Linked DNA regions of Homo sapiens: region 2 is linked to region 1. The links are chromatin contacts, found by Hi-C in ENCODE. All regions are on one chromosome and are shown on one strand. Each heading gives the region's core, a stretch centred on a gene start or an enhancer-like site at or near the end of the contact. The rest is flanking DNA. Distances are from core to core; before and after follow the strand shown. Region 1 has its middle 8.9 kb from the start of TP63. Region 2 overlaps TP63 (tumor protein p63).

Evidence for each region. Hi-C counts contacts between places; a loop is a spot of excess contacts on that map. Pooled maps may share reads with other maps.
Region 2: a pooled map shows a loop between it and region 1 (4-fold over the local background). The contact joins two enhancer-like sites. A Hi-C loop is called at or near these places in 2 of 37 single-sample maps with no recorded cell type and 6 of 50 pooled maps.

Annotation. Positions count from the first base shown.
Region 1 is chr3:189,620,385-189,624,498 of GRCh38, forward strand. It overlaps a transcript of TP63 not described here. Among named protein-coding and RNA genes, the nearest start is that of TP63, 8.9 kb to the right of the region's middle. Within about 2 kb of position 1,752, at least 2 of the 41 ENCODE cell types and tissues checked have a DNase peak (open chromatin) inside an H3K27ac peak, as active enhancers do.
Region 2 is chr3:189,684,306-189,688,419 of GRCh38, forward strand. All of the region lies in intron 1 of TP63 (tumor protein p63), which reads left to right. Among named protein-coding and RNA genes, the nearest start is that of TP63, 55 kb to the left of the region's middle. Within about 2 kb of position 1,731, at least 5 of the 41 ENCODE cell types and tissues checked have a DNase peak (open chromatin) inside an H3K27ac peak, as active enhancers do.

The sequences.
Region 1 (4,114 bases), core at 502-3,001:
TGGTAGTCCCAGCTTCTCGGGAGGCTGAGGCAGGAGAATCGCTTGAACCTGGGAGGCGGAGGTTGCAGTGAGGTGACATTGCACCACTGCACTCCAGTGTGGCGACAGAGCAAGACTCCATCAAAAAAAAAACAAAAAAAAAAAACCTCTCTCTGACAGCCATGAGGTAGAGGAGAAAAGAAGAGAATTCAATAGAAATAGTTTCAGATTGAAAGCCATTTCAAGGAAGATTTGTCCAGGCTAATGAGGCATTCTTGAGTCAAAAATCACGCATCAAAGATGTCCCATGTGCTGCCAGCACGGGCCTTGTTTGTAGCCCTACTAGGTTCAGTCCTTGGTTGGAAGCAGCCCAGAAGTGTGGCCTCAATAAATGTGACAGCAGAGTGAATCCAAGGAGCAGTGCATGAGGCTGCCATCAACTGTGCATTCCACTCTCTTAGCTCCCACACTCCGTACCACACATCTTTCATGATGGCCATTTTTTTTCTTGAACCAGAGGTTGTCCACAAGACAGTTCATCAGGAAATTGAGACACATTCTCTTAGCTTTCATTCATCTTGGCATAATATTTTTCACTCATCTATTACGCACACCTTTGAAAGAAAATGGCTTTCACCTGTATAGTTTTTATAGGGTAGAACCATCTAAGACACTTTCTTTCATGTACATTTATCCCATGACTAAAGCTTCTCCAGGAAAGTATTTGTAATGGTTATTTCTTGTAGGTTAATACAAAAATGATGCCCATTGACTGTGCAAAATTTGAAAACTACAGAAAAGTATAAAGAAGAAAATATTCTTTTCACTCCATAATTCAGAAATAATTACAATTAGGAGCTTATGAATTTTCTTTCTTTTCCTTTGCCTTTGTGATATGGAAAATCTACATTTTCCATACCATGGAAATACACTGCATAGATTGCTTTGCTTCTTCTATTAGATGATTTATTTTTGGTTTTAAAAATAATTTTTTACCTTGATTATGTAGAAGACATTAGTAAGAAAAGAAGAAAATTAGAGAATAAACTTGACCAATAAATATTCTCTGTATATACATACATATATATACACACATACACACATGCATACTTATATACATATTTATTATACATGTTACACTATAGTATATTTTATATATAGAGAGAAATATACACATATGAATATAAGTAAATATGTACATTATGTGCAATATATACATATACACATATACACATAAATGTGCATATATGCATACATATCTATATAAATATTATCACTCTATATTTATTCTCTCTCTTCTCATATTTCCCTCTCTATGTATACTCAGGGTCTTGATCTGGAAAAGAAGGATTTTTTTTTACTTTGAAAATATTTGTTGCAATTATTATAACAATACTAATGGTAATTCAGTTCCATGGGGAAAATTATTTATACTATTCAGAAGTAGAATATAAGAGATAACTGAAGAAGAATTCAGATGGATTAAATAAATCAGTAGCAGAGCAACAGAATAATGTACTAACTAACCAAAGACAGTGAAGGTTAGTTGTGTTTTCAGACTGAGGCTATTCCTGCAAGGTAGCACTTTAAATTTACCTCGTAGAAACTTGACACAGAGATGTTGCTGTAAACAAGACCTACTCAGGGGTCACCCCGTGGGGATTCCCCTGTAAAGATGCCCTGAGAATCATGTCCATCCCACAGAAGCATTTGATCAGTGCATCCACCCCCACATGCTTAAACGGTGCGCACGCCCCAGATTTCAAAATAAGCAGAGTTAACATTCTTGACTCCTGGCCCAAATGTGGATGCCCGCCATGAGCTCATGCCTTCCTTTGTGGGCTGGCATTCGCAGGGCTTATGTTATCCTGCTAACTGGACCAGGAAAGAGACACTGAGGGACATGTGCTGGAAACCATGCATACGTAGGACTCTGAGATTTTTGACTGCGCACAAATGTATTATGAATCTTTTTGAGAGTCAAAAGCAAAAATGTGGTCATAAATGTCAGGGAAATGGGTTAATTTGAGATCAGATCCTGGCTCTACCACTATCTGGCTGAATGATTAATGCAGAGTCACCAACTATCTCTTCCTGTGTGAAATGCAGTTAACCTAACTTGGCTATTTCCTAGGGTTTTTAGTAGTTATCTAAATAGGTAATGGACATAAAATATTTAGTAAGTGGCAAGCTGTATAAAAATTCTGGTTTTGAAGATGCAATATAAAGAGGAGAGATCTTTGTTTTATTTATCTTTATTTTCCTAAATCCCGTCTCAACACCAGGCATACCATAGGCATTTAATTAATGTTATTTCATTGAGTGGATGAATTGGGTTTGGGAGTTAGAGCTGGGTCCATTACAGGCCACAGCGGCTGATGGTTATTTCATCGTGTGATTGTAAGTTTGTTTCTTAAGCCGTCTGAGTCTTAGCTTCCTCACACATGAAATGGAGGTAATGACACCACTTGTTCTAGCCATCTACTTCGCATGACAGTTGAGATGTTGCAATGAGATACTGTCTGTGAAAGTGTTCTGTACGATAAACCACGATACAAAGCCTTGTTATTTTTAAGTCATTCTGATTTCTAAGATTTTTTTTCTAAGTAAATGATCTCTAAATTTCTTTTTAACTTTCAGTATGGCTAATTTTCAAAAAGAGAAATTGATAAATGTCTCTCTAGCCCCTCTTTTGTGAGCTGTGTTCCCTAGGTAAACACTATATTTCAAGAAGCTACACCCCCAAAAGAAATCATTTTGCCATAGGCTTTGAAATATACACATTGGGCTTTTGTTTCCTTGTCTCAATTGCATCTCCTTGCCTTCCAGAAATTGTGGCTTTTATGACTTCCTGATGATCAGTACCAAATCAACAAGGCACAAATTTGTGAATCTATGTCTGAAAGAGAGGTTCAGCAACAGCTGTCTTATGGGCTCAAACTAACCAAGGGAAGGTAAATAAGAATGCTTCATTTTATTATCTCCCACCTACACACATGCTTCATGAATACTGTAAACATATTCTTATTGCATCAGTCTTCATCAGGTTACCAGATATTTCAAACCAAAAGCCCAGTAGGCAAACTGATCATTACTAACTTGGGGTCACAGCCATGCCATAGTTATCCTTTTGTCTATGAAGTTGAAGATGATAAAAGGAAAAGAAGATCATTCTTGATTCTACTGGGATCTATTTGAGCATAGGAAATGGATTTTGTTGATCAACTTGTTACCAATGGCCCCTAGCACACTGATGGGGACACAGAGGAGGTCCTAAAAGAATATTCATGTTGAATCCATTAATCAGCTATCAAATCAATGAGTGCTATGTAGTCTTGTGAGAGAATCACACTGAAACCCCACTAGGAATTTAGGTCCCATCACAACATCATTCACTGTAATGTATTTGCAATAAGCAATCAACCAAATGCATTATAATCAGAGACCAGACACACTAAAGGTCAATTTATTTGGAAGACTCAGTATGTATTATGTTTCCTTTTATTCGTTCAAAACCTAGAGTGTGCTATGTATAACAACAGTCAAAGCTATTATTGTGGGTAAAAAATAAATAAATAAATATAAGTCCTCTTACACTGGCTGTTTAGAAGTTCACAGATAAATTCATGGCGCTTTAGCACAAGTATGGAACTTCACATTATACAGTTTGTGAATAAACACTATCTTTGATTTTTGTCTTATTTTACTTACCATTGATGTTTATGCTGAGTATTAATTTCCTCATATACCTACATATGTTTTTGAAATTATTTAGAAATCCATAGTTATGGTAAAAAGCATATATTAATGCCATGTACCATATTAACTGCTTTTAAGTGTACAGTTTCATAGTGGTAAATATATTTACATTCTTTTGCAGCAGATCACGTAAATTTTTCATCTTGCAAAACTGAAACTCTATACTCATTAAGCTACCTCATTACCCTGTCACCCCCACCCCCATAACTTTACATATGTGTGGTTTTTAATGTTATAAGTATTTCACAAGCTAACTCAAATCATTTTAGAACAAAGTGATTTTATGTAGATAGAATAATAGATGAATCATATGTCAATATAGCCTTTAAGAAGTTTATACTCATAAAATCATAGACTCTTGGGGTTGAACAGAATC
Region 2 (4,114 bases), core at 481-2,980, 64 kb after region 1:
TGATAGTTAATCATCATACACATTATAAATGCTGTGGTGGACATCTGAACAGAGAGTTTTGAGGGTTAAAGAATTCAAATAGTGATCAACTCCACTTTACAAAGTCAAAAAAGATAACAGAGGGAATTTCAGAACAGGAGAATTGCATGTAAGTATGCGTAAAAGTATGAATAAGACTGTGTTCTGAGAATTTTGAGTAGTTTAGTGTACCTGAAGGTTAAGGGCAGGAAGTGAGAGTAGATTAGAGCAAAAGAGAAATATGATGCCTATTAGTGATGTCAAGGGATATAGAATTGATCTATGCATTTCTTATGTTTTCTTTCTTTCTTTTTTTTTTTTTTTTGAGATGAATTTCACTCTTGTTGCTCAGCCTGGAGGGCAGTGGTGCAATCTCGGCTCACTGCAACCTCCGCCTCCCGAGTTCAAGCGATTCTCATGCCTCAGCCTCCCGAGTAGCTGAGATTACAGGCATACGTTACCAAGCCCAGCTAATTTTTTATATTTTTAGTAGAAATGGGGTTTCTCCATGTTGGTCAGGCTGGTCTTGGACTCCTGACCTCAGATGATCCACCCGCCTTAGCCTCCCAGAGTGTTGGGATTACAGGTGTGAACTACCGTGCCTGGCCAAGGATATACTTATATATTATTTGTGTAATAGATATAATCAAACAAATACATATAGAGTAGAATAGTTTAGAAAAGAAGTGAAAGAGCAAAAGGAAGACTACAAAGTATGGCAGACCCTAGACAAACCATAAATGAGAATAGACAAATAGAATGTGGTGGAAATTCTGACTTTTTCTAAACGAATATGAGAGTATTCTAAATGTAACCAAAGACAGAAATCAGTGAGTAGATTACCATAATACCAAAAGTACTTCAAAAAGGAGGAGATTGCAAGGTGGTGGCAGGAGATGGCATGGGGAGGATGCTAAGGGGCTTGGTTGGGTTAGAGTTGATAAAGGCAGAGTCAAATGGACTGGAGAGGTTTTTGTCTCTTCTTAGGTTGATGTTTCTCCCTTTGCCCTGCATTGCAGGTTGTTTCTTCCTCTGCCTCACTTAGTTTTGGATAAGTCCAGTATTTTCCTTTTTTCATCCTCAGTGTTACTCTTCTTTCACTTCTCCTGCCTTTATTCTTTTCACCCTAGCTTCTTTTGTTCTCTAAGGCCCAGTCAAGATGAAGCTTCCCGCAGCCAGCTTCTGTAGCACTTACTTTAAACCTCTCTCATAACATATGGTTTCCTGTGAACTCCATCAAGGCATAAAAGGTTTTAACTCTATATTTCCCAAACTGGTTTGTGTAGCAAGTCTTCAATACATGTGTGTTCAATGGAAGAAAGGAGGAAGAATAGGAAAAAGAAAAGAAAGCTTTTTCTCTCACAGCTGATTTTTCTATAGAATTAGAAATTTGATAGCAATATTGATATTAAATTTGAAAGCATTATTTTATAGCAATAACGCAATTGTATCTTTCCAGTCATCTTACCCCAGACATGTAGGATGTGAATCAGAGGTAATATATTTCTCCTTCTTAAAACAACAACTCCGAGACAATATGAGCTTTTTAAAAGAAGGGAACTATCTGAGAAACAAATGAACAAAGAGAAGGGGGATAAAATGGTGAGAAGAGTACTGCTTTGCTCTGGGAATCAGAAAACCCTACATTTCTGCCTTGACTTTGCACTAAGTAGCTGTCTTGAGTACTGCACTTCATATTTCTGAGTCACAGTTTCTTCTCTTGTAAAATGAGGAGTTTGGCTCAAAGTTCTCCAAATTGTTTGATTATGTGGCAGAAAGTAAAGAAGAAGAGAGTGCAGAGCTGTGACTCGTCATTTCCGGAGGGAAAGGAAAGCACAGAGGAATGTGTACTCTTGGTGTCCAGGTTCAGGCCTCCATCCTGATCACTAATTTTTGAGTTTGTCCCTTGAACTTTTACCTGTTTTCTTTTTATGAGACAAAACTTATATTTTAGATTCTGTCTTTGCAGTTTCTCCTCCTTCATACTGAAGCTGGCAATAGAAGACAGTGAGTGAGTAAGAAGTGTCTTAAACAAGAATGGCTGGAAACAGAGCTCTCTCCCAGGCAGGGTGGTAATGCCAGCAATTCAAAGAAACTAAGATGTGGCATCACAGGATGTCTCCAGTTTTTGGGGATCATGGACCCTCATATCTTGGCTTTCAAAAAGTGAATGGTAGGTGGCTGTTGACTGAGGCTTTCTTAGAAACATAATTTCATGAACTACTGGAAAGAGACAGGAACTTAGAGTCTACCCAGTGGAAAAAGAATAAATAAATAAATAAATAAATAATGCCCAAGAGCTTAAAAAAATGATAGCAAAGTTTACAAACTTGCCAGATAAGGGAACATACCACCAGTAAAATAATTCACTGAGAACTTTACTCAGGGGGTGGGGGGCAGGGGCAGGGTTTTTTTTTTTTTTTTTGAGACAGAGTCTTACTCTGTCAGCCATGCTGGAGTGCAGTGGCACAATCTCAGCTCACTGCAACCTCTGCCACCCAGGTTCAAGCGATTCTCCTGCCTCAGCCTCCCGAGTAGCTGGGATGACAGGCACCTGCCACCACGCCCAGCTAATTTTTGTATTTTTAGTAGAGACGGGGTTTCTCCATATTGGTCAGGCTGGTCTTGAACTCCTGACCTTGTGATCTACCTGTCTCAGCCTCCCCAAGTACTGGGATTACAGGTGTGAGCCACCGCGCCTGGCCAAGGGTCAGGGTTTTTAATGCTAGGAAGAGGAGGTCCTTGGTGGTTGGGTGAATGAAGGATTGAAAATTAGCACTCTAGATAAGGGAGAAGTGGTCTACAGATCTGTACACAGTTGGGCAAAATGAGCTCCATTGTCTTCAGTTAGGTTCAATAGAGTCTGGAGTACCCAGATCATTCAAGTCCATGGTCAAATCAGCTCCACTTGATTTGACTCAGTTATGATGAAACGGTACATAGTTTTGCTATTTTCTAGGTGAGTTTTCACATAAATGCAAAGTTTTCTTTTAATACAATCCAATCCCATCATTTTAGAGATGGGAAAACCAAGACAAGAAATGGAAAAACACTTGCCTAGTTTGAATGATTCCACATTTGTGTCAGAAATCAGCATTATTTTATCTTTGATGCTTGCCTGTTACTTGAGCTTGATAACTTTACAGCCCTGCCTCAGTTGAAGTCTTACCTCCTTTGTAAAAGGGGAACCTAGTTTGTAGTCTCCTTTTGTAATTTCAAGGGAATATAGAATTGCAAATAAAAATGAAGTGGGCTGCTACAAAAAACAGTGAGACTCCGAATTATCTAGGTTACTTAAAGAATAGCAAGACAACCACGTAGTAGGGCCACTAGAGGGAAATATCAAGCTTCAAATGGGCGACTGGACAATGTGCCCTTTAAAGTGACTTCTAATTCTAATGTACAATGGTAGAGGAACCATGAGTATTGTATCGTTACCCTCACTGTCTTCTCTTCTACCATAAACATCTTGAGAGAAGAAATAATGTCTTATTTACAGTTCCCTGAAATGTAGCAGGTGTCCAATAATACCTGTTAAATAACAGAATGAACATAAAAACTGTGAAGCAAACAGTTGGAGATCCTTTGGAAGGACATCTGTCAAGACTAGACTATGTTATGGCTCTTTATTTCCCTTTCATTTCAAAGAAGCTCTCAAAGTAATGTGATCTGAAAGAAAAAAAAAAAACAGCTAGCAACTTGCTCATCTATTACAGCTTTGTAATTCTGTTAGAGGAGAAGTGAAGCAATGGTTATATTAAAAAGCCCAGAAATAAGCTTCAATACTTGGCTCCTTCAAAGGATTTTGGGGTTGGGGGATTGAGTTTAAAGAAATTGGTTCTGAGGAAAATGCACTAAAATTAAAATCTTCAAGTTATAAAATGCCTTAGAGATAATATTGTCTTCCTCCATTTTAGAAATGAATAACTCGAGATGTCCAGGTGAAATACAATTTAACTAAAGTCTCCACATTTCTAGGTCTTACAAATTCAGAAATGTTAGCAGTGAATATGAGTACAGGATATAATCCTTCCTAAGATAAGAAAGATTTATACCCTTCTTTAGTGCCTGGGGAAAGCTCCTTGATTATAAACAG